Linked DNA regions of Mus musculus: all the other regions are linked to region 1. The links are chromatin loops, found by intact Hi-C in ENCODE. Cell type or tissue: heart. All regions are shown on one strand. Region 1 has its middle 66 kb from the start of 4930474N09Rik. Region 2 overlaps Foxn3 (forkhead box N3). Region 3 overlaps Efcab11 (EF-hand calcium binding domain 11). Region 4 has its middle 20 kb from the start of Gm26839. Region 5 has its middle 13 kb from the start of 4930474N09Rik. Region 6 holds the start of Kcnk13 (potassium channel, subfamily K, member 13). Region 7 overlaps Efcab11 (EF-hand calcium binding domain 11).

Region 1 (4,000 bases):
GTTCAGAAAGCATAGGAACGGGGTGGTTCTGCCATCAGCTGCCCACCCCGGGCTCAGCCTGCTGTTTTAGGAACAGTGTATCCGACAATTTCTATCCAACTGTGTGCATTAGTGGAGTCTAAGGTCCTTTCCATGCCATTGCCCAGGAAGCCCCGGTGGGTTTCCTTTCACCAAAGCCACTGACTTCATAGTAGTTTCAGGAGAGGTCAGCACCACAACTGCAGAAAGAGACCCTCCGTACAAAAGAAGGAAATCCCTCTGCGTAGCCACAAGACCTTCCGGCCAGGCGACCATCTTCACTGTGGATTTTGGAGGTGCCAGTTTTGATTTTCCACAATACGTTCTTTTACCTAAAAATCATTACATCTGATCTAATACAGTACCAAGCATAGAGACCCTAAGATGTCTATATTTAACATTGCATTCAGTTATGTATCTCGACCTGTGGATTTGGGGGTTACCCTTAACCTTCTTGTTACTAAGATTTCATTCCCCCAACTCTCATTTCCAACCTGGTCTGTGATTTACATTTGTATATGTTTTCTCTAATGATAATTCTGGAGGGTCACTCACAGTCAAAAATCAAACTTTATCTGGAGGGAAACACAAGGCTGGTTGGGATCAGCTGAGATAGAAAAGAGGCCACCCTCCTCCCCCAACTTCTGCAGGGCCCCTCATCCAAGACATTCTCTTTGCTGCCAATTGCCTTCTCCAAGCGAGAAAGAATAAACTAATTTTATACCTATTCAGTCCAATAACGCTCATTGTCCTACCTCCACCTCCAGTGATAAGAGGCAGGAACAGTTCATTTTCCATTGCTAAGCAACCGCAAAAACAGTGCGCCCCGCCTGTGCCCGACCGCCCCGGCTGATAGGGATCGCTGTCTAAAGTTCGTGTTTGCATTCTGAAGTCAACAGTAATTGTAGTTCCCTATTAGTCTTCATTAGGATAGTTTATGGCTGGCCTAACTCCAGTCTCCACTCAGTAGCTTGAATGTACTGTCTTCCTAGGGGAAGAAATATTTGGCAGAAAAAAAAAAAAAAACCTTGTGCGGATTTCCTCCGCTCATTTCCCTTCGGTAGGCCAGGAAAGTACGGTCCACACCCGTAGTTCCCTAGCCTGGGACAACAAGGCCACTGTTGAAGGCATTGGAGGAAACGGGTGGGAAGAAGGCCGTGTACTCCTGGGCTGGCTTCCGTCTACTCTACGGAAAAAGTAGGTCAGTGGTGCACAGGTCCGTTTGGTAAAAGAGCTCTTGCATTTGGGGGCCAAACGCACAGCCCTTCTTTCCAGAGCAAAGGTATGTAGGGCCTTTTTCCATAGACCCGAGTCTCCTGGCTGGCTGACTCAGGACTGGGTGAAACACTGGCCTTACTGTAGAGGTTCAGTCTCAGCCAGCTTGAAAGAGCCGCTCTGGGCCACCAGCTTCCATGTGTTGACTCACCTCGAGGCTGCCAGCCTGCCAGCCTAGTTGCCAGCTTAGTCCGGGAGCAACCCAGGCCCTCACATAACTTGCCCTTTTAGCCCCAGCTCAGAGTTCCAAGGCTGATGGGGGGTGTGGGGTGTGGACAAATATAGAAAACCGCTTCGAGCAATTAGTGAGGATATTACCCTCCTTCTTAGACCCCATCCTCAAACATCCGTTTACTCTCAGCACTTTTCAGAGACAGTGTGGCTCCTGACATCCCTCCTCTACCCCATTCCTTAGAATCGCTGAGGATTTGTTAGGGCCATTCTGGAAAACAAGCCTGCTTGCGCCCCCTAGTGTACACGCGAATCAAAGCATTATAAATTGAGTACCGAGAGCTTGTCTCCTCCAACAGACTGGGGCAGCCCCAGTCTTGAGGCCTAGGGCAGGGACTAGAAACCATCCCTAAATCTTGTCCTCCACCCCACTCTCACCCAGGCCTGCTCTTCTTGAGTCCTTCCTTAAAGTTACTTCCGCATGAAATCTAAATCAAGTCGTTGAAACACCTCACGCTTACGGAAGGCAAGGAGAATCTTTGCCTAGTGGCGGACAGTGCAGAAGCCCAGTGGCTGTGAACTGACACCGGAGTTCAAGTCCCTTTGTTTTGCTACAGTTTTTAAGTTGTGCCATCGGCTCTCTTGGGTACCAGACACCCTGGGATGATGACTCCTTAACAGAAAAAAAAAAATCCTGGAAGGAGAAACTGAATTGAACAGCATGTTTCTTGGATCCTGATCATCTTGAACTTCTGTCTCTCCCTGTCTTCTTCTGTCACCAGAAGGAGACGGGAGAGAGCCCAAGAAAACACAGAGAATCTGTTGCCAGAATCTAAGGCAGGAACACTGAGGCCTGAGGAGGTTACCAGGAGCCATGCAGACACTAAGAAAACCAGAAAACCACCTTCTGGGGTAAAGAGGAAGGTTGCCTACCAGAAAGCTTAGTCCTCAACCAAAGACTTACTTAGACACTCTTCCTAGGTTGGCTCACTTGATGGAAGTCGAGGTGGGCTGGCAAATGCATTTCGTGTCCTGCGCATGAAGTCTGAAGTGTAGAGAGTGTTCCTGAAGGATCAGTTTGAGAAGTATCGTGATTGATTAATAATGTCTGCTGTGAGCATAGAACATATGAATGCTGGTATACATAGAGACTAGGTAAGGAAGTAAGAGCGAGCGTGCTTTGTATACATAGTATGCCATAGTATCCACCAGGGGTGTTATTAGTGGGATTAAATTGATTCCTAAATTGTCTGGAGTCTAGAGAACTAATTGCCACCATTCCCGTCCTTACTCTAAAGTGCCCCATCACTGCCCGATCAGAAGGCTGATGTGGGAGAAAAACAAATGGCGGTGAGAATATTGTTTGAGTTTCCCCACTCCTAGGATACAGAGTTACGACTCCACAGAGGTATTAACCGAATGTGTCTGCATGCCCAGAGAGCTAGCAAGTGCTCTGAGCATGTGGAGAAAGGGTGGGACTGTCCAAAAAGCTTCCAAGTTTGCGCCCTTGTGAGTTACTCAATCCAGAAGATCTCACCGGAGAACAAGGTCATTGCCTGCACATCATAAACACAAGACAAGGAAGAGGAAGAGGTGGCTCCAGGGTAGAGTGCTCACCAACCCCCGACCCTGTAGACTTTCATACAGCCAAAGGTCCTAGGGTAGGTATTGAAGGGCTGGCTCGTCTCTAAGACTGTGTACCATATCCGGAGGACACCCACAGGTGGCCACAAAGTACTTGGATCTCAGTGTGTTGCCCTACAAGATGCACCCAGAACCTTTGTCCTTTTCTTCTCTGTCATTGCTTCCATTTAAGTCTTAGCCAGGGTCACCTCTTCCTGGAGGTAGAGGCGTATAGCACTGGCCCCTGCAGTAGTCAGGGGCTGAGACAGGGTCTCACTATGTGTAGCCAGGCTGCCTTGGAATTCATTATGTAAGGCAGGCAAACTTCAAACCCATGGCAGTGTTCCTGCCCAAGTGCTGGAATTCTGAGCATGAGCCCCCACAATTTGCTGTCCTAGCCTCTTGACAGTGCCCCCATCGGCTTTATCCCTCCAGGCTACCTGTGCTCTGGAGTCCCCTCTCCAAGCATCAGTCAATGGCATGACCTTTTTGAACACAGGACCCTAGCATCACATGCTCCTCTCTCTATAGACTCCCCCCTCTTCTCCCAAATCCTCACAGAGCACCCTTGGTTTCTCTCCCCACTCCCATTCCCCTTGTCTTGTATAGCTGCAATAGCTCTTCAGAGAAAATACTTCTGCTCCAGGCCCTTCTTTCCTGAATTTCTCTTTCCCTTTCTGTTTGGCTGACATCCTCTCTCTGCTTGGATGGTAGCATCTTTAGGGAACTCACAGAGCACCTTAGGCTGTCCTTAAGGCACCTATCACCATCGGAACCAAGTATCTGTAAAATGATTTGCACATCAGCTATTCTCTGCTAGCCTGGAAGGCTCAAGAGAGGCCCGGAACGTTATTTGTCACCGTGTCTTAAGGACCATCTAAAGCTCTCGCACACTTCCTAGCACAGAACGGAT
Region 2 (4,000 bases), 120 kb before region 1:
ACGTCATCCTGGCTGGCCCCCAAACTTGCTGTGTAGCCAGGGATGACCTTGAACTACTTCTCCTCCTGCCGCCATTTCTCTGGCAAGCACCACCTTACCTTATGTGCATATGTGCGCTAGGGATGGAAACCAGGACTCTGACGGAGCTCTATTACCCAGCTCTGTAGGATCATTTTAGTGGGCTTTTTAAAAAGAAAGCTTTTACCAACATTCTGTGAAAGTGTAGCCACACCCTTCTCGAGGGCCCAGGCCAAGAAGGCTCTCCAGGGTCCTGGCAGGCACCACTGGGATGCCCATGAAGGTCACCAGAGGACACACTCAGAGACAGGAACAGCAGTGGGGACTGAGAACAAGAAGAGCGTGGACACTGGCTTCATATCTGCCTTCCCATCTGGAGGTCAAGTGTAAGCACAGTCAGTGGCAGGCTGCAGAGCCCCTAAAGATTGGAACCGTGCCATAGTTAGGGATCATGTCAAATCCATCATCTCCTAGTGGACACAACCAGAGGGAAGTATATCCACAGGTCTTTTTAGCCCATTCCAACTATAGCTTTATTTTCCTCTACATTGCCCGGTTGGGGTTGGGAGTGGTTTTGCAAGACTGGGTTTCCCTATGTAGCTGTCCTGGAGCTTGCTCTATAGCCCAGGCTGGCCTCAAACTCAGAGGTCAGCCTTCCTCGGCCTCCCAAGTGCTGGGATTGAAGATGCGTACCACTACTGCCTGGCAACGTTGCTGGTCTATTGCCTTGAGATTGGAGGCAGTGCCTCGATCCCTAAAGGGAGAAATCATACAGAGCCAGAATGATGACGATGCTGTCTCCCACCCTGCTACTGTTGCCCCAGGCCTAGGTATGAATCCTCAGTAAATGTATAAAGGCAACAGCCAGCCTCCATGATGGAGAACTGGCAGCGTGCATAGTGAAGCTCGTGGTTGTGTGTCCCTCTCTCTGTGGGTTCACACAGACCTTTTCCCATGGTCAGGAGCTGGCCAGCCTGGCTTCTGAGAACCCCATATGTTTTCTGCTGCTCTCTTCCCTGGGGCTGGGTGCTGTGACCAGGCTCTGTTTATAGAGCCTCCTCGCGCCTTGCTATTTATAGCTTCCTGCTTCACCCCTGAGCTGCCCCTCTGAGTGGCAAGCTACCCACCTCCTCTCCTGGCACTGTTCAGTCCTGGCAATTAACAGGCTAGCTTGGTTGCTAGAAAGGGCTCCCCCCACCCCGCTTTGTCATTGTGCTTTGTAGCCACTGCACTTCAGGTCACCAAGTGGCAGCCCCTTAGATTTCTTCCCTGTTTGGCATCCGAAAGTCTAAGCCAGGGCCAGCACACTGTCTCTAATGCTCAGTGAGTTTTAGAAAAGAGTCTGCCTGAGACGCTAGTGAGAACCCAGGAGCCCTGTGCCCCCTGCAGGGGTCGGACTGCAGTCCCGAGGGTCACCCCCTCTTGTTTCAGTTGTCTACTGCAATTTGCAGAGAGGCACAGTTAATTAAAGCCTTGGCTTCTAACAGTTCGTGCCCCTGGTGTCACTCAGTGTGTGGGATACATTCTGCAAGAAGGGCCATCGCGCGCAAAATGCCACTTCCAGAACAGCCAAGAGCATGGCTGTCTACTCATCTTACCTTCTGAAATCAAAATCTATCCACCTACTCCAGTCTCTCCCTAAAACGTGGTGGTGTAGACGGATCTCAGCTGCTCGCATCTCCTGAATCACCTGCCTAGTAGCTCCCTTGACAATCCTTATGAATCATCTTTAACCCCTGTGGAGAAACTAGGTCACCATAAGCCATCTCCAAAGGCTTATATAATCCTTGGTTGGAATTTTCCCAGAGACGGAACTCTCAATAATAAACAAAACAGCAGAATGGACCAAGAGGGGTGGGGAATGCTGTCTGGAACCGGGGTATATGTCCTTTATATAGGGCTCCACAGAAGAAAGACCACAGGAAACAGGTTGTGCCCTGCCTGCCCTGCCTGCCGTGACAGCCCTTCCCCAGCCTGCTTCCAAGCAAGCAGGTGGAAAGGGTGCCTTCAGGGGAGGAATGATGGCAGGAATGGCCTGCTGCTCTACTTATGGCCTCTCATAGTGTTAGCCAGGGCTGCCCTCCAATGGCAGAGCTGCAAGCTCCCTGCTGAGGTTAATTTTAGACCTTGCAAAGACTAAGGGAGATGCATATCAAAGAGCGAGGCAGGTGAAGTGCTGATGGCCAGCACAGTGTGCAGGAATGTTTGTTTTATGCCTCGGACCTTTCAGAACAGAAATGAGCTTTAGACCCTGGAAAGTGGCTCCGTCAGTAGTACTTGTGTGAGCACCTGAGTCCCAGACGTGGGGTTTGGGGTTAGGGAATACATGCCTGTAATTCTGGTGCTAGGGGGGCAGGGACAAGCAATCCCTAGCTCAATGGCCATCGAGTATGCACTGATCCATGCTGCTTCTCCCTGGCCAGGTGTGAGTGTCACAGTCTAGCTGATTTGAGAAGGCCTTGGAGACATTTAAGAAAACCAGTAAGTGCTGGGGAGTCTGGTGCTGAAGCCTGTGCAGTGGCTCCAGCAACCGTTCTCTTCTCCCGGGTTGCTGGGAGAAAAGATGGGAATGCTGTCGACCAGAAAGGGATGCTTAGACCTCTTCTACTGAGCACACAGAGTTAGAAGTTGCCTTCAAATGTGTATTTTCTTTAGTATTTGACTGAGCTGCCTCCTAACTCCATCTCAGAACGTGAGGTGATGGGTTGTGTTGGTCTTTGAATGTATTGATTTTTTTTTTTCAGGAGGTGCATAGTGAGAGAAGGGGTCTTAGTCAGGGTTTCCATTGCTGTAATGAAACACCACAAACAAAAAGCAAGTTGGGAAGAAGGGGTTTATTTGTCCAGGTCATAGTCCATCATTGGAGGAAGTCAGGTAGAAACTCAAGCTGGGCTAGAACCTGGAGGCAGGAGCTGATGCAGGGGCCATAGAGGGGTGCTGCTTACTGGCTTGCTTCATGTGGCTTGCTCAGCCTGCTTTCTTATAGAGCTCCAGGACCAACAGCCCAAGGATGGCGCCACCTACCATGGGCTTGGGCCTCCCCCATTGATCATTAATTAAGACAATGCCTTACAGCTGGATCTCATGGAGGCATTTCCTCAACTGAGGCTCCTTCCTCTCTGATGACTCTAGCTTGTGTCAAGTTGACACACAAAACCAGCCAGTACAGAAGGGAAAGAAAGATGCTAATTTTAGGCTAAGGGCAGGCGACTGGGCTCATATTCCTGCCTAGTGTTCAGTGGAAAAGGAGACGGCTCTCAATGCCTTTTTCCACAGAGCCATTGTGAACTGGCTGTGCCAGTTTCCAGAGACCTCATTCCTGACACTTGCGGGTGGGGACAGAAAGGAGAAGAGATGGAGGCACACTTAAGTGTCACAGCTGGCTCTTGGCAGCCAGTGAGCGGGCACATGCATGCTCACCATCTCAGTCTGGAGTGTGCTGCCAGTGAGGAAAACCAAGAAATGGCAGGGACTGGAGGCCAGACTCAGCAGCTCCCCTGAGAAGGAGGGCTGGGTTCAGAGGGTGAGCCACCTTACGTAAACGTTCCCAGGCAGTTTCAAATCTCAGGCACACATCTGCTACTGCTGCCAGGTTGCTTTGAAATGAATACAGCACATTAATTGGGAAGATGTGTATGTAGGGTTAGGGCTAGCTACCAAAGGCATAGTAGACTGGAAAGAATTGAATTTCCCCCATTAAACCGTGTGCCTTAGAGATAATTCACTGGAGTTTCTGGAGAGGTGATGTGGGCTGCTTGAAGGATAATGGGAGCAGAGTTGACATTAAAGCACACATCACCAGCCCCTAGGCTAAGCAGTTTTCATAGCCTTCCTTATGTAATCCTCAGAACAACCCTACAAGGTGTGTTTGTGCCACCTGACTAGGGTGGGATACCCAGTGTTATCTGATGCCATGCTACACAGAGCCCTTCTTAGACTCTGCACAGTGGGTCAGGAGTATCTCCAAAGCCTGGCCTCCAAT
Region 3 (4,000 bases), 750 kb before region 1:
ACCTCAGTTGCAGTACGGTCAACACTGGGGCTTCTTATTTTCTACCTTGCTTCATTCGCTGTTCTTTCCCCCATCTTGTTTGAAACCTGCTGCTAGAGGAAGAACAACCTTGGAATTAAATCCTCTGAAGACTCGCTGTGAAGCCCTTTGTGCATGATCTGCCCCTTGGCTTCTGCCCGTGTAACTGTTGAGCCTACTGATGGCTCATTGAAGACTTGGATATCCCCTGTCCCCAAGACAACCGCAGGTAACACAGAGCAGCTGTGTCATGTTCTCACTGTTTAAGGTGTCCCCCAAATTGTCCCCTCATTACTCTCTGCTACCCCATCATCTGTGGCACTTAGAATCATACACCCTCCACACATGTTACTGGTGGCCAGGCATGCGTCCTGCTGCTTCCCATCATCCTTTCTTGTCTGCATCCTGTATCTTCCACATCTTCCATCGCATTCCTCTTAGCACTAATGGTCCCCAGGAATGTGACCACTTGTCTTTCCTTATTTTCACCTGTGCCCGCTGTTGGCTCTGATCTCTACTGCAGGCCCTAAGCTGTTCAGTGGACCCTGGTACAGCTGCCTACGTGGGTTTTTTTTGTCAGTCTGAGGGCTGAGTTTACTGTCCATTTGCCTTCATTCTGTAGTACCTCTACTTCTTTCCCCAAACACAACGCAACACACATCGTATGATCAATTAACTTGTGTAAATTTGTATGTGTGTGTGTGTATCTGTGTCCTAGTGTGAACTCTCCTATCATCTTCCTGGATCCTTTTGCACAAATCCTCAGTAGCCTGCCTTGACCGCACTGTGGGATCACACTCATATCCTGACTATAATCTATTTTAACAAAGTTTAGATTAGTCAAGCCAGACATCTTCTGCACTTAGTTCATGGCTCTGAGCCTGGGTAGTTGGAGAATACTTTCTTTTCCCAAGCACAGCCTGATGTGCTGTCCCTCAGGTCACGCCATACCCCACTGATGTCCAGAAGGACTTGAGCTCAGCTGTCTTCAGTTCCCTGTTACAGCATTGTTGTTGACCCATCCTGTTCCTATGGTTACACTCTTCTGCCAAGATGCAGTATTCTTGGTGTAACACTGTGCCAGGTCAACCCTTTGTATGGCTTATTCTCTGATGGTTACAGACCCTTCCCACTATTGAACATGGCAGTGGTCCTGACTTCTGCCTTGTGGAGAACATCTTAGATTCTGCTTAGGTTCCTTGGCTTTACCTCCTCTTCATCGCCAGTCTTTTCTGTGTGCCTCTTGTTTTTAAGAGAGACAAGTACTATCTCTTGTCTCTCCTCCTTTCCTCATTTTTCACCAATTCTTTTTCTCTGTGCTGGCCTGATTCTCCATCCATTCTGTTGGAAGACATTTCTTCAGCGCCCATTCCCTCTCCTGTTTATAACTTCTCTGGTGGTGTGAATATGCTGGCCTAGGGAGTGGCACTGTTTAGAGGTGTGGCCTTGTTGAAGTAGGTGTGTCACTGTGGGCGTGGGCTTTAAGATTCTCATCCTAGCTGCCTGGGAGCCAGTCTTCTAGCAGCCTTCAGATGAAGATATAGAACTCTCATGTCCTCCTGCACCATGCCTGCCTGGACAGTGCCATGCTCCTGCATTGATGATAATGGACTGAACCTCTGACCTGTAAGCCAGCCCCAATTAAATGTTGTCCTTGGAAGAGTTGCCTTGGTGTCTGTTCACAGCAGTAAAACTCTAAGACCGCCTCTTTCCCTGCTACAGAGCCACCCAGCTCCCCCAGCCTAGAAAGCTGCTCTCCCTTTTTTCTTTCCAGTTCTCTCTGTCCTTTCTGGGGTTATCATCAACTTCCATGGCATTCACCCTAGGAGCTCTGCTTTTTATTTTCTGTCCTCTCCAGCTTTCTTAGCACCATGTGGCACCATTGTCGGTGACCACAGTTCAATTTCATTCAACACTATATTAACTTCTGAGTCCTTATGACAGTTTTTCACATCAACTATAGTATCTGCCCATTTTCTAGTTCAAGCCAAACTACTTAGTTCTCAATTCCTTTATCTTTTGGTTAAAGGAAATAAAAGTCATAGGAAACTGATAGATAATCTAGACATTTTATTTTATATATCATATTGTTCTTCCCTTAATGGTCAAATGTTTTATTATATCTCAAAAATATAGCTCCTGACTTAGGAATACCAATCTGATAGTAATGGGGGAATAGACTAAACTCACAGTTCAAATGTCTACAACACCAATAGACATGTTAATACATAGTGGGGAGTCTCACAGGGTCCTACCCCTAGGTAAAGAGCTATAGGCAACTAGTGGCTACTAAGATGGGGAAAATTAGTCTCTCCCAGGGATGAGTCCCATAATTGGTTAGGTAATATAAAATGGTCAGCCTTAGATCATATACACACAAGTAGACTAAATGGACTCAGCAGGATATGTGTGCATATTTGTGTATGTGTATGGATATTATGTAGTATGTATATGTGTACATGTATATACATATGTGTGTATGTAACAATTACAATGAAAGAAAAAAGAGACTGTCAATTGAAAGGGGAACATGAGAATTGGAGAAAAGGGAAAGGGGAAAGCGATATCATTATATTTTAATAAAAAGTTTTTAAAGAAATTTAAAACTCTACTGCCCCATGTTCAGTCCAGCCTTATTCACAATAGCCAAGATATGAAACAACTTCTGTACCCATCAATGGGTAGATGGATAAAAGTGATTATGGTATGTAGCTGTATATACATACCTTTAGCCATATATACACATGCATACACATATAAGGCAAAATATTATAAACACTATTTGCCACCATTTGAAGAACATTAAACCAAAGGAAATAAGCCAGGAAAAGAGGGACAGATTTTACATAGAGTCTTTCACCTGTGGAATCTAAACATCATAAGATTGATAGAAACGATAGAATTGGCAGCTGCCAGAGTCCAAGCAGTGGGTGAACGGGGTGGGATTCTTGGTTAAAAGAACTACTTGTAATTCTAAAGTGAATGCATCCTAGTGATCTAATGTGTCACATGATCTCTGTAATTAAAAAATAAACTGTATTTTTACCACAGTTCCTAAGTATTCTTAAAGCATACACAAACACAAAGGAAATGTATCAGATGATGAGTATATTAAGTAGCTTGATTGTGGAAATCATTACACAGGGGATACATCAAGGCATCATATTTTATACTGCAAATATACAATTTTTGATGTTATACCTCAAAATAAGTCTATCTATACAAACTTAAGTATTATTCAAGAGTCATGCTACAGGATATATAAAAATGAAAGCAAAGCTTACAAAATACTTTTCTTTTTAAAGTTTTAAAAGATTTTTAAATTTTTTAATTATTTTTTAAAATTGTATGTATATGGTTATTTTGCCTACATACATGTCCATTCGGCACATGCATGGCTGGTACCTGTGGAGCCATAGAGAAGGTTAGCACAATGCTTTTCTTAAATATCTTACTTAAGATCCTTATGGCCCACTCACACCTTCAGATAGAAGCCCTGTCTTGGAGAGGACACACCAGCACTCATTGAGGAAGAGGGAAGGCAGAGGAAGCAGCTCGAACAGGCTCCCTCCTTGAATGTATCCCGTCTCGCTGGAGAAGGCAGCTAGTGAGCATGTAAGTGAATGAAGAAATGATATGAGCAAGAAGACAAAGAGGAAGTTTACTTGTTCAGAGTTTATGTGCCAAAGTCATCTGTTAAGTTGGAGAGAGCAGCTTTGGTTTTATATTTCCCTATTACTAATTGTCTTATTCATTTATTTCCTTTGATTGTGTGTTAGGGGATGTCATGTGTATGTTTGTGTGGGCCCATTAATGTGTGTGTGTTTGTGTGTGATGTATGGGTGCATGAATGTGAATGTGTAATGTGTGGGTACATGATGTGTGTGTGTGTGTGTGTGTGTGTGTTTGTGATGTGTGGGTACATGATGTGTGTGTGTGATGTGTGGGTGCATGAATGTGAGTGTGTGATGTGTGGGTGCAT
Region 4 (4,000 bases), 450 kb before region 1:
AGATAAAAGTAGGCTATGGAGACAGCAGAGAGAAGGAGTAACTGGGCAAGGCTGGAACGCATGTAAGAAGCCGGAGATGGTCCTGTGTATCTGCAATCCCAGCACTCCTGTTGTGAGATGGGAAAGGGGTGGGGGGATGACACTTCACATGGCAAGCCTGGACCATGTGGCTCAGCAGAAATCAGAGAGGCCTAGCCTCAATGAGGTAGAAAGACAGAATCAGCCTCTGAGAGTTGTCTGCTGGCCTCCACGTGTGTGTGCACACAATACACACACACACACACACACACACAGAGAGAGAGAGAGAGAGAGAGAGGGAGAGAGAGAGAGAGAGAGAAGAGCTAGGTACCGTTCCCATCTTTTAGGAGCCCCGTACTTCCTTTCCCTTTATTGACTTTAGGTTTTGCTTAAGCAGGCAGACCTTCTACCTCCAGGCCAGAGTTTAGCAAATCTACAACCAAGGCGCTCGCCAGCTCTGAAGGAGTCCCAGGGCTGCAGGACATCTCAGCTTGACTGGACCCCGGCTGCTGGCCTCAGTGTCCCCCAAGTTAACGCATTAATCCCTTTGTTGTTAGGCTCCCCGTTGCCAGTGCTTCATTTTTATGTTCTGTTGCTTAGAAAACGACAGTGACATATGGACGGAAGTTAAATTGTTGGAATCATATTCTGTTTTCTTTTCGCTGAGTGGTTTTCTTTCTCCCATGCCATGTACTATGGATGGGAAAGTCCCCTGACATTGCTGTAACTCTGATCTATTATCCACCTGCTAGGATGTAAACACTGTGCATGTGGCAAATCGCTTTATATGCCAATAAAGCCTGTGTTTTGGAAAAATGTCGGACTGTTTGTATCCAAAACATTGTTTGGAATCAAGTTCTCTAAAACAGGCAAATTAAGAATAGGAAGTGATATCCTGAATAGCATCATTAAAATTCCAGGAAAGGACAGACATCTTGCAAATGCAAGATGTGGTGAGGCTATAATTAGGCAGCAACCACACCACTGGTCTGCTTGAGAATACTGCTTCTCCTTAGACTCTGTTCCTGTCTGACCAAGAAGAGTCACTGTAAGGATGATCCAACAGGCAGGGCTAGCCTTCTCAAAGGCTACTACACCAGGCCCTTCACTACTGTGGCTTTTTCTTTTATAAAATAGGGGATAGAATTTTGTACAAAAGAGCAGAGTATAGCATTTTAAAATAAACTAGAGGAAGAGAAGGAGGCATACGGCTTGTCATATAGAGCTTGTCAGGTTTTTTTCTCCACTCCAAAACTTCCCAGACATGTATTAGTATACACACACACACACAAAATCTGTCTTATTTACTAAATCTCAGGGCATCAATGACATACAGGACCTGACAGACTGACATCATAGTGAGTTCCATCTTGCTGATGCCGTGAGGTACTGAGTGTCCCTGCCCCAGTGAGCATTTGTTCCTTTCTCTCTTTAGCATCAAATAGCACAAAGGAAAGAGTCAAGAACTAATAATTTTCCTATGGGCACCGTGGTCTTTAAGTGTGTATTTTTAGCAGAGGGCGTCCTTTGTTGTGGTTAGGTTGACCAAACATTCTGCTTTGTTTGTGGTGCTTCTGGTCTGTGCCCGCAGACGCAGTGAGGTCCCCACTGATGTCTATTTTTATCTCCCATCAGCGTCCTCATTTGCATGATAAGTTTTGCTCACCTAGCTAGCTCGCTCGCTCGCTCGCGTGGGCTGTCAGTGTGTCTAACATTAGCAGATGTAGTTTGTTCAGGTCTCCTCTTCTGCAGAGAAAAGTTGCTTACAATCAAAAAGAAGAAACAAAACAAAACCGGAGTCCTGGAGATCCATCAAGGCATTGAGGAACAAGGTTGAAGGTGAAAACCCACAGAAGGGAAGCTGAGCCTCTGGGCCTGTTTCCTGTTACTAGTGTGACTTTGTTAACCAATATCCATAATTCATATATCCAGAGGGCTAAAATGTAAGACAAACAATTGACCTTTTGGAATACTTGCTGCGGTTAAATCCCAGGAGAGCATGCTTTCTGGGGTGATAGAAACGACCTAAGATTGGATTCAGAGAAGGCTATGATGGTATGATTGGATTCATGAAAACCATTAAATGAATCCTTGTAGTTGGTGACTTTAATGGCGTGTAAATGGCTTCTTGTACTCCAAGGAAGTGTTTTCGGAGGCGAAATGGATGGATTCAATAAAGGGGATGCCAGTGAAGAGAGAATTGGTGACTTAGAAGATGGAGCAGAAGGAAATAAAGCCCAAGGCTGGAGTGTACTTCTGTGGGGCCCTGGAGTCTGTCCTCAGTGCCAAAGTAATAATGAGATAGCAACAAGAACAGTGACACCGGGAGGTGGCAGCACAGACAATAAACAAGATCATGAAGACATAAAATGTGGTAGGAATACCCCACAGATATGTAACTGTATATTCATCAAGAGAGAGAAAATGAGACAGAAGAGGTGTTTGTGGGGGGCAGTGTTTCAGGTTTTGTTGTTTCTGTTCTATTTTGTTTTGTTTTGTTTTGTTTTGAAGCAAGCTCTCCCACCGTAGCCCTGGCTGGCCTAGAATTCTCTATGTACAACAAGCTGGACTGAATTCACAGAGGTCCACCTGTTTCTGCCTCCCGAATGCCAGGATTAAATGCACGTGCCCCCATGCCCAGCTTCAAGTTTCTGTAACCCTTATTTATTTACTGTGGGTGTATGTGTGCGTAGGGAGGGGCACATGCTGTGACTGTGTGTGAAGGTCAGAGGGCACTTTATGAGATTTGGCTTTCTCCTTAAACCATGTGGGCCCTTGGGATTGAACTAAAGTTGTCAGGCTTGGCAATGTGCAACTTGACCTGCTGAGCCATCTCACAGGCCCAGAGAATGTTGGGGAAGCCCTAAGATATGGAACAGTGTACATACATATATACATATATATGTGCTCGTGCACACATACTCTAGCATTGTACAATTCTGAAAACAAACAGTAGTTAGAGTTAGGACCAGCAACTATTTGCCTTAATGGAGCCACCATGAGACTGACAGCAGAGTGTCTTAATGGAAACAATAAGGATCAGGTGGAAGTGGAACTTTTTGTGTGTCATTGCTGAAGGAAAACAACTGTTTGTCAGGTTCAGCATCTAAGACTCTTCAAGATTGAAAAACCAGTGGTTTTAAAGGGTGGCCGGGCTAACTTGCACTAAAGACAACTCCTTCAAGGGTACCTGTAGGATAGAAGGAATGTTGTTCCCGATGAGTGCTCGGATCTGCAGGAAGCAGGGAAGACCCACAGAAACAACAATTCGTTCAATGTAAGTAAATATTGACTAGATAAATAATGGTAATTGAGCCCCACGGAGCTTAACATAGACAGGGAGTAGACAAATGGCCAAGGAAGAGTGTAAGCAAAGAAGCTAATAAAGTGAAAGTTGTCCCGAGTTCCTCGTGGTGAAGGGCTAGTTTGTATTAACCATTGCTAAGTTAAGGATGCATATTTTAAACTCTGGGTAATCATTAAAAGAATGATGAACAAATGTATAAACAATAAGCTGAGGGAGATAAAATAGAATAATGAAGAATAATTAGATAATTCAAAAGGAACAGGAATGGAGTAGGGGATAAAAATCTTTAAACAATATATATATATATATATCCAAAACCAAATGTGCCAGAGATTATATTAAGCAAAAGTAGACCAAATGGAAAGCCAGGAGATTATTGAATTGGACTTAAATTGGTACTCTGAATCCTGTGACTTATGGGGACAGAGAGGGCCGGGCATAAAGTATATGGTATCATGAATCACACAAAATAACCCAAAAGACAGTCTATACAGCTATATGATATAAAAGACAGTCTATACAGCTGTATGATATAAAAGAAAATGGGTTCCTGGTTATGGCACCTGCAGAGATGAGATGTCTATAATAAAAGGATCCAATTCACTTCTTAAATGTGCACACACATTGAGCTCTAAGACCTACCGGGATAATTAGAGGTATCCATAGAGTTAGAAG
Region 5 (4,000 bases), 53 kb before region 1:
CAATGTACATCAAATAAAAATAAATAAAAAGAAACAAAACAAACTAACAAAGAAAAGCACAGCGTGCATCACTGGCACCAGGCACAGGGATTGGTCCAGACCTCTGGTCTTTGCTGAGGCAAGGCTGAGAGGTGATGCCTTAAAGTGCCTGCGCTCTGTCTCTCCTGGTTCATACAGTTAACAGGTCCTTTCCTGTTCCTGGAGGGGAGGATGGAGGGGGTTGTTATGCAGACACAAGGGTGGGAGCAACTGCTACAAAGGAGGATGCATTCTGTCCCAGAGACCCAGCAGCGCTGTCCCTCAACCATGACCTCCCGTGATCACAGCCTCAGAGAAGGGCTGGCTCTGTTTATTGGACCACCATTTGAGAGGCTGATCTTTTCAGGTGCATGAAGAACGCTGTGGTGTCTGCCTTGGGAAGGGCAGTCATAGATTATCCAGCTAGCTCTGTCGATGCCAAGGAATAACTGCAACAGGGTCCTTGTCTAATAGCCCTGGCCCCTGGAAGGGTTCTGTGAGCACTTGGCAAGGCCACCCCCCTATATCAGCTCTGGAGTCCTGGTTATCCTCCGCTCTGAGGAACGCCAGTAGAAAGGTAAACATGGACAGAGTGAGCAGAGAGTGCAGCCGATCACGTAGGAAGACAGAAGCAGAGACATTATTTTTCTTAAAAAATGGCCATCTATATTTTTCTGTTGTTTTTTTTTCAGTCAAATCTGCCAAAATTAGTAAAGTCTGTCTGTGTGTGATGCAAGTTAAAAAAAAAAAAGCAATTGCAGAAAAGCCAATGCAGGGTCATTCCACATGTACAGAAAGTGTGTGTGTGTAATATAAGTCACACAAGGAATCACACACACACACACACACACACACCCCAGTGTGTGAAAACATGGGGAAGATTCCTATTAGTAAGGCCCCAGACCTTACCGGCAGAAGCCTGCCCACCTTTGGGGTAATGTTAATAGGAAACTCACCAGTTCCCCTCTTTCCCCTTCCGTGGCTGAGGAGCTCTGAGGTGGGCCTTTATTCTTATTTTAATGACCGCAGCCTCAGCTACTCCAATGTTTCTCAACTTTTGCAGCCACTGAAACTCACTTGAAGAGATTTTAAAAAGACCCAGTTACCCACACAGCATCCCAGACTATGTCAGGATTTGTGGGACAGACAGACTCCGACAGTCTGTCCGCCACCGTTGCAGCCTATGCATCAGGTGTTCTCTTGGTTTTCCTGTTTGCTTGTGTTTAAAAACCACCTATTTTTATTTACACGTACCTTGGATGTGATTTGTATTTACATGCGGATCCTTCTATTTGATATTATTTATTCTTGTGAGGTGCCTCAAGTCCTCTTGGAACAAGGAATGATGTGTAGAGCGATAACCTTCTGTCTAGCTACAGGACATTCACAATGTGGCTGCCTGATTTCACCTGGGAGGACTGAGTCTACCTTCAGTGACTGGAAGATCCCCTATCTGAGTGGAGAATTCCAGTTCTGGATGAAGTCACTTCCAGGAACACATCTTGCTATTTTTGTCTTGATCATGTGAGTGAAACTCGACCTGCTGAATAAAAGGTCTGTGCTGGCCTCTGAGGAAGACAGATCTGACCCTTCTAGTTGAGAATGATGGGAACCAAAGTCAGTTCCTGGAGTGGACACCAGGTGGCGCCAGTCCCAGGGTAAGGGGAGGTGCGCTTGCACTTCCTTTTACCAGAAAGCCATCATTTGAATGTGTACCCTTTAATTTAGCCTCTGGCGCTCTTTAATCTCCCATTGGCTGTGTATAAGTGCAACTAGAGCAGGTGACCAGAAGGCTGGGTCTTGTTTGAAGCCCCAGGTAGAAAGTCAACTCTTAGTGGAACAGAGAGGAAGAGTCGGATCAGCAAAGCCTTGCTTGACTGGAGGAGAGCAGGGCACCGCCGGGACTGTGATGCACAGTGCCAAGAGAGCATTTGAGGGCTTGAGCACTGGAGATGGGGTGAGTGAGCAATCTGAAGGGAGATGATGCCTCCAACGGATAAGCTTATCTGCTTTGAGGTTTTGAGCAAAGATAACAACCTTCACCTGGTTCAAGTAGAACCTTTAAATTTAGTACCATTGCACTCATGTGGACCAGGTAAGGACATGCTGGCTAACAGCAAACATTATTTAGAGAAGTCAGGTGTCATGCTAACACGTGCACCATGTTTTCGGTTCTTTTCTGTTGCTATAACAAAACACCCTAACAAAAAGCACCCTAGAGGAGAAAGCGTTTACTTTAGTGTACAGGTTCTGTTATAATCCACTGTTGCAGAAAAGTCCCGGCAAGAAGGAGCTTGAGATAGCTGGGTCACATCACGTTCACAGTTGCAAGTAGAGAGAGAATGGTTTCCTGCACGCTTAGCGCTCAGTTAGCATTCTATACGCTTGTGTAATTCAGGGGCCGCTGCCTAGGGAATGGTGTCACCCAAAGTGGGCTGGGTTGTGGTGGTTTGCATGAGATGTTCCCCATAGCTTTAAGCATTGGAACTCTTGGTCTCCGGTTGGTGGCACTCTTTAGCTAGGTTTAAGAGGTGTGCCCTTGCAGGAGAAAGTATGTCACAAGGGTCAGACTTTGAGGTTTCAAGACTGGCACCATTCCCAGGTCTGCTCTCTCTGTTTCCTGCTTGCGGTTCCAGTTGTGAACCTTTAGCTTCCTGATCCTGCCCCCGTACTTCCACTCTGCCACCAGGGACTCGGGAAACATAAGCCAAAGTAACCTTTTCTTCTCTAAGTTGCCTTTGTCATAATATTGTATCACAGCAATAGAAAGATGACGAATACGAGGGTTCTTCCCACATCAAATGACAATCAAGCAAGGTGCCCCTCCCAAGAGATGCTCACAGCCAACCTGATCCCTTGAGACTCTCTTCCCAAGCCATTCCAGGCTCTATCAAGCTGACAATTAAAACTGACCCTCCCAGTTCTCTACGTAGATTGTAGTTCAGGTCCGAGAGCCCCACCTCTGATTAGGAGTGCCTCCTGCCTCCTACTCCTGTGAAGAGTAACTCCCATTTGGCGTCCTGCTTTGGTTAAGTCCTAGGCACAAGTTCCCAGAGGAACCTAAATGAATCACACTGGTGCTGTAGAAGCTTCTGGAATCTGTGCAGCTGATATTAGCTAGCTCACTGCCCAGGCAACCATACAATAGAACTTAAAAATAGCATTTTCTATAATTGCCTGAGTCTCTGGGTGTTTAGTAACCATGTCTGGCAGCCTATACCCTAGACAGACTGGCTGTGGGGAAAGCCATTGTTAAAATAAAATCATTAGCTTAATAGGCCTGATGAAAAGGTTGGCAAGCAAGCCACAGCAGCAGCGGTCGCCATCTTGGTCCGGGACCCGCCGAACTTAGGAAATTAGTCTGAACAGGTGAGAGGGTGCGCCAGAGAACCTGACAGCTTCTGGAACAGGCGGAAGCACAGAGGCGCTGAGGCAGCACCCTGCGTGGGCCGGGGACAGCCGGCCACCTTCCGGACCAGAGGACAGGTGCCCACCCGGCTGGGGAGGCGGCCTAAGCCACAGCAGCAGCGGTCGCCATCTTGGTCCGGGACCCGCCGAACTTAGGAAATTAGTCTGAACAGGTGAGAGGGTGCGCCAGAGAACCTGACAGCTTCTGGAACAGGCGGAAGCACAGAGGCGCTGAGGCAGCACCCTGCGTGGGCCGGGGACAGCCGGCCACCTTCCGGACCAGAGGACAGGTGCCCACCCGGCTGGGGAGGCGGCCTAAGCCACAGCAGCAGCGGTCGCCATCTTGGTCCGGGACCCGCCGAACTTAGGAAATTAGTCTGAACAGGTGAAAGGGTGCGCCAGAGAACCTGACAGCTTCTGGAACAGGCAGAAGCACAGAGGCGCTGAGGCAGCACCCTGTGTGGGCCGGGGACAGCCGGCCACCTTCCGGACCAGAGGACAGGTGCCCGCCCGGCTGGGGAGGCGACCTAAGCCACAGCAGCAGCGGTCGCCATCTTGGTCCCGGGACTCCAAG
Region 6 (4,000 bases), 870 kb before region 1:
GGATGCCCGCCCTGGTGGCTTCCTCGTAGTGGCGGAGGAAACCTCGCAGCTCTTCACGGCTCAGGTTGTGGCCCCGGCTGAAGTTGGCCAGGCGCTCTTCCCAGCGCTGCTTGGCCTGCAACTCCTGCGCTAGCTCCAGCGCGGAGAAGACTGCGGCGCCGCCCAGCAGGTAGAGCAGGATGAGCCCAGCGAGCAGCAGGAAGCGCGCGTTGTCCTCGTTCAGGTGGCCGGGGCTGCAGCCGCAACCGCGGCCAGCCATGGCACTGGAGGACAGCTCCGCGAGGGTTGCTGCCCGCGGACTTGTGCCCACGCCCCGGGGAGGATGTGCTCTGCCGACCTTAGCCTGCTCTGCGTGCGGGCTCGCCCATGCCCGCCGCGCGTTCCCCAAGGCGGCGTGGATCTCCCGGCCGCCGCCGCCTCCTCGGTGGTTCCTGTGTAGCCAGCTCCCCACGTCCGCCTGGACTCGTGGTTTCGAATCCGCTTTGTCGTCGCCGCCTCCCTGTCCTCTCTGGAGTTCTCCTTAAGGCTGAAGACCAGAGGGTCGGGACACAGAATCTGCTTCGACTTGGTGCGAGGGTGCGGGCGACCCGGGTTCACCCGAGCTCCTAATTCGGCTCAGATTGGGGAGGGGGCGTGGCGTGCCTTCAAGGCAAACTCCCTAGAACTTGAACTCCTCTTGAAGAAAAAAAAGGTCGTGGGTCCAGAGAGAATCGGCGGGTAAGCTTCACATCAAGGTCCGGGTTCCTCGGAGCATTGCTTTCCAAGCTGTGATGGCTGGGATACGGGCTGTTCTCTGTCTTCGGTGCCTCTCCAGGTGGATCTGTGTTGCGTATTAGTGACAATGTTCTGCCGAGAGCCTCTATCCACCAGAATAACCAGGGCTCAGAGGTCGGAACGGGTTTGGGGCAGACGCACGGACGCAGGGACAGTGCGAAGAGGCAGATCAGCCGGCTCGGATCTCTGCTGGGCACACAGGCTCCACGGCAGCACGAGGGCGGACCGCTGTGGGGAGGAGAACAGAGGGGGAGGTTGGAACAGTGAAGGAAGTTAGAAGCATCCTCCCAGGGAGCCTTCCTTGACTTCCCCCATACCAGATCGCCCTTGGCCTCTAGGGCCTGCACCGGGCGTTCTCTGTCCACACGTGCCGGCCCTGCCAGCCCATCTCCCGGAGAACCGGCCAAGGACAGCGGCCAGAAGAGTTCCATCTCTTTCACCCGGTTTTGATCGCCTCGGCTCTGTAGTTCTTGCGCAGTCAGTGGCGCTGAGCTGAGAACTCCAAGCTACAACATGTAAGCCGGCAACAAGGTTCTTTTGTGAACCGCTGGGGCGCCCACCCAGAGACCCCCAACTTGCCATGAGCTCTGGAGCCGCCGTCGCCTTCGCGTCTCACCTTCCCAAACGCACCTGCTCTGTGGAACAGGTTCAGGATGGTTCCTGGCTTCCCTTCTCAAGTGGCCTTGCCCTGCCCAGTGGGGCTGAGAGCAGAAGTCCGTGCCCAGAGCTGCCTTCTCTGTGGAGTGCTCAAAAACTGCAACAGGTGGAGCTCTGCAGCTGCCAACCGAGGCGACTCCACCCGGTACCCGCCCCTTGGCCTCAGGGCCAGTCTCCTGCTCAGGTCTCCTCCGCTGGCGCTCGCCTGGACCTCTAAACAGCGATGCTTCTACCAGGGAGTGCAGATCCCTGGAGTGGTTGCTTAACAGATAGGTCGAGAGCCTCGATGGTCTGCGTGGGTTCCTCTCAGGCCAGAAGAGGGCGCTGCGTGCCCTCCAGACACACCTGGTTCCCAGCAGTTTAGCCACAGGGGATCGAATATAGCTGTGTGAAGGAATGGATTCATAGCCACCCACGGTCTAAACAGAATTTCTCCGCCTTTAGAGAGAGAGAGAGTGGTCCCAGGAGACCCACCCACGATACTAGCCAGAAACAGAACTAGAAAAGCTTGCAGTTCTGTTGAATAGATGCAAATGATTTTGGTGAGAGTAACTAACAGACCGTTTATCTTGCATTGTGTCTCCTGGGGAGGAAGAACTTTAGAGGGTATTGAGTTCACACCCAGGGTGAGTAACCCAATTACCTTTACTAGTTTAAGAAACATCTCAAGTACATCAAAATCGAATGACGTTTACAATGACACAACACACCACCACCTAGATTCTACAAGTGACAGTTTACCAGGCTTGCTTATATTTACCCATTCCTTTCTAGTCACCAACCCACTCAGGATGCACTTTGAATGGTTGTAGACACCCACACACTTTCACCCCATCTCCAGCCAGTATTGGCCATTATTAAGAGCTCTATCCTCGGATTTTTGCTTTTGTGGTAAAATTTGCATGCAATGACATGTCATTGTACCATTAGGTGAGTCCTGATAACTTTGGGAGCCAAACAATGGTGGCCTCCCTCCCTTATCATCTAAAAGCCACCAAAGGATTAAAGCTCCCACAAATATCTTCCCAGTAAATCCCCACCCACATTCCTGCAGAGGTAGCCACTATTCTGATTTCTTTTTCCACCATGGAATATTTCTCCTTTATAGAACTTGGTTTTGTTTATTCAGGTCTCTGTATTCATAAGAACCAGTTATGTGTCTTGTGTAAAGTGTGTTCCTGAAGTGTACCGACTGACATCATTTCAAACTAGCTTTTTCTAACCCACAACAATGCAGTGTCCACATCCTATAGACTGTTGACAGAGCCAGCCATTTTATTTTTAAGCCTTCTGTATACAGGCACATAAACTTATCTCCTTGGGGTTTTGTGTTCTCTGGACACCTTGTATATTGGACTTTTGTAAATGGTTGGACTATTTTGCCCACTTAAAAGCTTGGTTTTGGAGCTGGGGAGATGGCCAAGTCAGTAATGTGCTCATCACAGTGTGAGGACCAGAGTTCAGCTCCCCAACACACATACAGAAGGATGAGCATAGCTGTGGACTTTTGACATCCTACTCCTCCTGAGCAGGTAGGGCCAAGTGGAGCTGGCTAGCCACAGTTCCGTAGCCAAGTCAGTGAACTCTCGGTTCAGTGAGAGCCCCTCTGGTTTCCACATGCACACATGTGCACACACATACAACATGCACACACACACACACACACACACACACACACACACACACACACACACAATGGTCCCTGTTATTGAAGGGCAGTGTTTTATATAATCTAGACTACCAGTCCTTTCTTAGGTGTGTATTTTGCAACTATTATTACCATTATTTTTCTTCTTCTCTGGAATACCTACTTGTTTTAAAAAAGTTTCCTGACAAAGTTTTCAGTTTTGTTAAAGACCAGTTTTCCAGTCTGTAATGATTGATATACTTTGTGCATTATATTATTGCTTTCAAGGTTGCATATGTTCTTTGTCTCTCCCCTACTTTTGTATGGTTGGTCTGTGTGGTATAGAGTTTATTTATTATGCATGTGAGACAAAGTTCACCTTGTCCAAAAATATACTCACTTTTTCTAATGGCAATTATTGAGAAGGAAAGTAAGAATACATTTATTTCAGGAATCTTTTCTTTTGACCGTTATCTATTGATCTAGTTGTTATGCCCATTAAAAATATTTAAATGAATTTTTATAGCTCTTGAAGTCAAGAAATGCAAAGTCTCCAACTTAGCTCTTCTTTTTTCGATATTTCTTTGGATGTAATGAATTGTTTCCGTTTTAAAAAATCAAAGAACTGTGGTTTTTAAGACAGACATTTTAAACATAGGCACAGAAAAAGTCTGTTATCTTGATTAGGACTACGTTAAATCTGTTTTGGGAAGAAGTGATATTTTGATAATTCATGAATGAATCTATCTCTTCATATATGTAGCTCCCCCTTGTTGTTATAGTGCAGGGATCTTGCACATCTTTTATGAATCTAACATAAAGGTTTGTTCTCCAGATGGTATTGAGCATAGAAATTCAAATGTTTTATCTTTTCATGTTTACTATTGTATCCCATAGACTAGCTGCACTCATTCATTAGCTTCAATAGTCTTTAGAGTTTCT
Region 7 (4,000 bases), 760 kb before region 1:
GTATCCAGGCAGGCATGGGGAAGGCAGAGCTGAGAGTTCTATGTCTTCATCCAAAGGCTGCTAGTGGAAGACTGACTTCCAGGCAACTGGGGTGAAAGTCTTAAGCCCACACCCACAGAGGCACACCTACTCCAACCAGGTCACACCAATTCCAACAAGGCCACACCTCCAAATGGTGCCACTCGCTGGTCCAAGAATACACAAACCATCACAGCGTCGATTCAGACTTGCCCTCCATTCACTCCACTACCCTAAAGCCCAAGGTATCATCACGGCTGTGCTGAGGTGCTAATCACTGCCACTCTAAGGCTGGCCGTGGAGACGGCATGTTAGGCTGTCTGCTCTCTAAGGCCTTCTCCTGCACACTCTCAGACTCTTCCCCTATGGCATTTCCTCTTAGATCTCTGTCTCTCTCCTTGTAGCAACTCTGTCCCAACGCACACTCTCCTCTTAGATCTGGATAGCCCAATCTTTCATGCCTCCAGCTATTAAGAAAGTATCCTTCTCAAACCAGAATTCCTTGGAGTCCTGCTCCCTCCCGCACCATAAGAAGTATAGTGTGTGATTGGAGATGGCCCCTGTCCATCCACATTCACTGATCTCACGGAGCTGAGCACTGGAAAGGTGGTTAAGGGCCAGTGTGCCGAGAAGGTGGAGGCTTTAACTTGCTGAGTAAGGCAGGACTTGGCACTGTTAACACCAAGACCTTAGATGCATTATGGTCAGGAGATGTGTGTAATGAAAAGGTAATGACTCCTGTCTGTGTTCATAGGAATAAGATGTCTATTCTGCTGCAACCTGTTTTTACCTCGTCTCCTTCCCAGTGACAGAGAAAAGCTCCGTTTCTTGTGACATAGACCCTGTTCTCGTTATTCCACTTCTCTGCAGGCAGGTGGAAGGACGCGTCAGTCCTCTGCATGTCCCTGTGCTCTGACAGCCCAGCATGTTGATGTCACCTGTCACTTTGCTTTCTGGACGTACAGTCCTTTTATACAAACACATTATACCCCCAATCATGGCCTCTAAAACTCAGAGTCTGAATTTTATTCCTCAGACTAGAGAAGGCTTACATTATCCCTTTTTTTGTTAAAGGCCACTTCATCCTTTTAAGCCCTTGGTTTTAGGCATTTCGGTCCTTGGGAAAATGAATGTATGGTAGAGTGAGCATGAACCTTGCTTTCTTTGCTAACCCTGGGACCAGCCTTACAGTCAGGTAACCCGGCATTCTTACTGTTTTCTCCTTCGCTGTCCCTGGGTTTATTGCCGTTTCTAATTTGAGCTCCCTATGATAGCCAGACACCAGACTGCTTCATTTTCAAGAGGATTTCTCTGCATACACTGACCCTGAAGCTTAGAACTGTGAACCACAAAAAGATATACATAATGGAACTTTCAAAGAAAAAAAAATGTTGATAGTTTTATTCGATTTTTTTGAATACTTATTCACCCCTGTGGTGAAAGCTGATTACCCTCCTAGGAAGCAGCTTTTCACAAAGTAGGGGGGAAAAATCACCTTTTCAGTCTCTTTCTATATGGCATATCTGTATCACACATATTAAGTAGTTTGGGAAGCAAAAATAAATACATATCTTCATTATAGAACATGAAAAGCGTTCTTTTTTTTTTTTCCTGAGGATAGATAACAAAACGGAAGGACGTATTTTCCAGTTGTGTAGAAAATGCCCAGACTTACATTATCAGGAAGGATTTGTAAAAAGCATTGGAGTTTATGATGGTCTGGATCGTAAATGTTCTTCAAAGACTGTGTATTGACAGCTGGGTCGCCAACCTGTGACACTCCTGGGTGGGGGTCGGGGTGGTGCTTTAAAAGGTAGGGCCCAGTCCAAGGAAATTAGCTGTGTCCTTGAAGGGGACACTGGGGCACTTGTGTCTCCTTTTTATATATCTGACACTGTCAAAGGGACAGTTTCTCCCATCCTGGACTCCAGCCATGGTGACAGGACCCAGGGGTCACTGACTGAGCTCTCTGAAACCAGAGGCAAAGAGCAGCTCTGCCTCTCCTGGATTCTTTGCCTTTTATTTTTCACCATGGCAGGAAGCTGACAGTAGCTAAGCCGTGAGCCTCAGGCTGGCGGGCGTCCTGTGAGGCCACTCCCAGCGACACTCTGAACAGGGGAATGTGGGCACTGGCTTGTTATTTAAAAAGTCTGCAGAACACCGGTAAAGACCAGGTACACTGACAGATTGCCCACACCTCTGTAAGACCTGTTAGTGAACACAACTAAACAGCCAGACCCTATAATTGGTGGTGCCACTGGTGGTGTGGCCCTGATTTGCAACTCCAGTGGCGTGTATGTAGGTAACTATAAGTGGAGCAGTGTACACAGAGAACTCAACATTGTGTTTCAATTTAGAATTTTCTAGAATACACTCGTTAGCTCCCAGGCAGACACAGATAATGCATTGGATATGAGATTTGGCCTAAATGGAATTTTTGAGAGTCTGTGAAGCAGTAATTTCGGTTTGACTCTTGTGACAGCAGGTGGAGCTAGAAGTAAGAATTCTATTTCTAGGCCATTTAAAAGGCAGCAAAATCTGCAACCCTTACATCAGTGTATTTGTTGCAAAGCTTTAGAATAGTAAATTATTAAGTATTAGCTTTGGAGAGCAATTGTGGTATTGCAGAAGGAAAGCCGTGCTAAATGAAAATGTAGTCTCCAGAAAAAGGGCTTGTGTTTGGTTGTGTGTGGCCCTGGTAGACAACCTGAGGGCATGCTGTGGACCATGTATTTACATGGTTTAATGTGTACCCAGTGCCTCTGATCTCCACTGAGCTGAAAATATGAGGTATATGACTCTGGGGGAAAATAGTATGAAAAAACATGATTATTCATAATAGAGTTATTTGTGTTATTAGATTGTTTTTTTTTTCATTTAAGTGGTAGCAAACATACAATTTAAATATTTTTCCTATTTTAAAAAAACCTAAAGAACATTTGTTTTCTATACTATGATGACCTGCATACTGTATAACTCCAAGTGTGGATGTGTTATCTGAATATGTAATTAAACCGACAACAGCATTCATATGCTCCCTTTTCTTATGCATCACCCATTGAACCATACAGCTACACTCTGCCTCGCATCTCTCTGAGTGAGCTGCCATGATCAGAGCAGATCTTAGCCATTGCTTTCCTTCTCACCGAATGCTTTTTTTTTTTCCCCTAAAGCAATGGTTTATTTTACTGGCTCTGTAAATGAAAAGTAATTTGCTTTTTGCCATTACTTTTTGGAGTTAAAGATGATTCAAAACACACACACCTTAAATTTTTTTATTATTTATTTATGTTTATATCCTGACCAGAGTTTCCCCTCCCTTCTCTCCTCTCAGTATCCCCCTCCCTCATCCACTCCTCCTCCATTTCCCTTCAGAAAGGGGCAGGCCCTCACGGTTATCAGCAGCCATGGCATATGAAGTTGTAGTAAGACTAGGCACCTCCGCTCCTGTCAAGACTGGGTGGGGCAGTAGGAGGAAAGGGGCCCAAAGGCAGGCAACAAAGTCAGAGACAGCCCCTGCTCCCATTGTTAGGAGTCCCACAAGAACACCAAGCTACACAACTTTAACTTATATACAGAGGGCCTTGGTCAGTCCCATGCAGGCTCCATGGTAGGTAGGTCTTCTCTGTAAGCCCCTCTGAGCTCAGGAGAGTTGATTTTGTTGACTTTCTTGTAGTATCTTTCCTCCCTTGCTTCCGCAGGATTCCCTAAGCTCTGCCTAATGTTTGGCTGCGGATCTCTGCATCTGTTTCCATCAGTTGCTGGGTGAAGACTCTGATGACAACTGGGCAAGATGCCAGTCTCTGAGAATTGTTGTTCTTGTTCTTGTTCTTGTGCTCCTCCACCTCCTCCTCCTCCTCCTCCTCCTCTTCTTTCTCCTCTTTCTTCCTCTCCTCTCCCCCTTCCCCCCCCCCTTTTTGCCAGGCATGATTGGTTCTAGCTTAGGTCTCTGAGCTATCCAGCCATGGGTCCTTGCCCTCTA

Evidence for each region. Hi-C counts contacts between places; a loop is a spot of excess contacts. Peaks named below come from ENCODE experiments on the same cell type or tissue, not always from the same donor. Only the 100,000 strongest peaks of a DNase experiment are listed, where the experiment ranks them.
Region 2: it touches region 1 in a loop (2.3-fold over the local background); 3 of 42 quality-filtered maps call a loop at or near these places.
Region 3: a loop joins it to region 1, with 3 times the contacts of the local background. A loop is called at or near these places in 30 of 42 quality-filtered maps.
Region 4: it touches region 1 in a loop (3-fold over the local background); 5 of 42 quality-filtered maps call a loop at or near these places.
Region 5: it touches region 1 in a loop (3-fold over the local background); 15 of 42 quality-filtered maps call a loop at or near these places.
Region 6: a loop joins it to region 1, with 2.5 times the contacts of the local background. A loop is called at or near these places in 23 of 42 quality-filtered maps.
Region 7: it touches region 1 in a loop (5-fold over the local background); 14 of 42 quality-filtered maps call a loop at or near these places.

The regions. Positions count from the first base shown.
Region 1 is chr12:99,094,852-99,098,851 of GRCm38, reverse strand. No RefSeq gene overlaps it. Among named protein-coding and RNA genes, the nearest start is that of 4930474N09Rik, 66 kb to the left of the region's middle. In heart, a CTCF peak has its summit at 1,763 (motif pointing left); DNase peaks (open chromatin) are centred at 1,141, 1,471 and 1,751; H3K27ac peaks cover 549 bases.
Region 2 is chr12:99,213,740-99,217,739 of GRCm38, reverse strand. All of the region lies in intron 4 of Foxn3 (forkhead box N3), which reads left to right. Among named protein-coding and RNA genes, the nearest start is that of 4930474N09Rik, 53 kb to the right of the region's middle. In heart, a CTCF peak has its summit at 2,103; DNase peaks (open chromatin) are centred at 1,089 and 3,439; H3K4me3 peaks cover 702 bases; H3K27ac peaks cover 3,503 bases.
Region 3 is chr12:99,840,422-99,844,421 of GRCm38, reverse strand. All of the region lies in intron 5 of Efcab11 (EF-hand calcium binding domain 11), which reads left to right. Among named protein-coding and RNA genes, the nearest start is that of Efcab11, 41 kb to the left of the region's middle. In heart, no CTCF peak of the experiment used is centred here; no DNase peak of the experiment used is centred here.
Region 4 is chr12:99,542,337-99,546,336 of GRCm38, reverse strand. It overlaps a transcript of Foxn3 not described here. Among named protein-coding and RNA genes, the nearest start is that of Gm26839, 20 kb to the left of the region's middle. In heart, a CTCF peak has its summit at 2,338 (motif pointing right); a DNase peak (open chromatin) is centred at 766; H3K4me3 peaks cover 506 bases; H3K27ac peaks cover 470 bases.
Region 5 is chr12:99,147,983-99,151,982 of GRCm38, reverse strand. No RefSeq gene overlaps it. Among named protein-coding and RNA genes, the nearest start is that of 4930474N09Rik, 13 kb to the left of the region's middle. In heart, a CTCF peak has its summit at 1,652 (motif pointing right); no DNase peak of the experiment used is centred here.
Region 6 is chr12:99,962,206-99,966,205 of GRCm38, reverse strand. It overlaps Kcnk13 (potassium channel, subfamily K, member 13), which reads right to left and starts at 1,707. Exons shown (of 3, transcript NM_146037.2): 1 at 1,405-1,707; 2 at 1-1,002. The coding sequence starts at 259. In heart, a CTCF peak has its summit at 1,749 (motif pointing right); DNase peaks (open chromatin) are centred at 525, 965 and 1,735; H3K4me3 peaks cover 1,906 bases; H3K27ac peaks cover 308 bases; H3K27me3 peaks cover 3,081 bases.
Region 7 is chr12:99,859,689-99,863,688 of GRCm38, reverse strand. The region is part of intron 3 of Efcab11 (EF-hand calcium binding domain 11); the gene reads left to right. Among named protein-coding and RNA genes, the nearest start is that of Efcab11, 22 kb to the left of the region's middle. In heart, a CTCF peak has its summit at 2,496 (motif pointing right); no DNase peak of the experiment used is centred here; H3K27ac peaks cover 543 bases.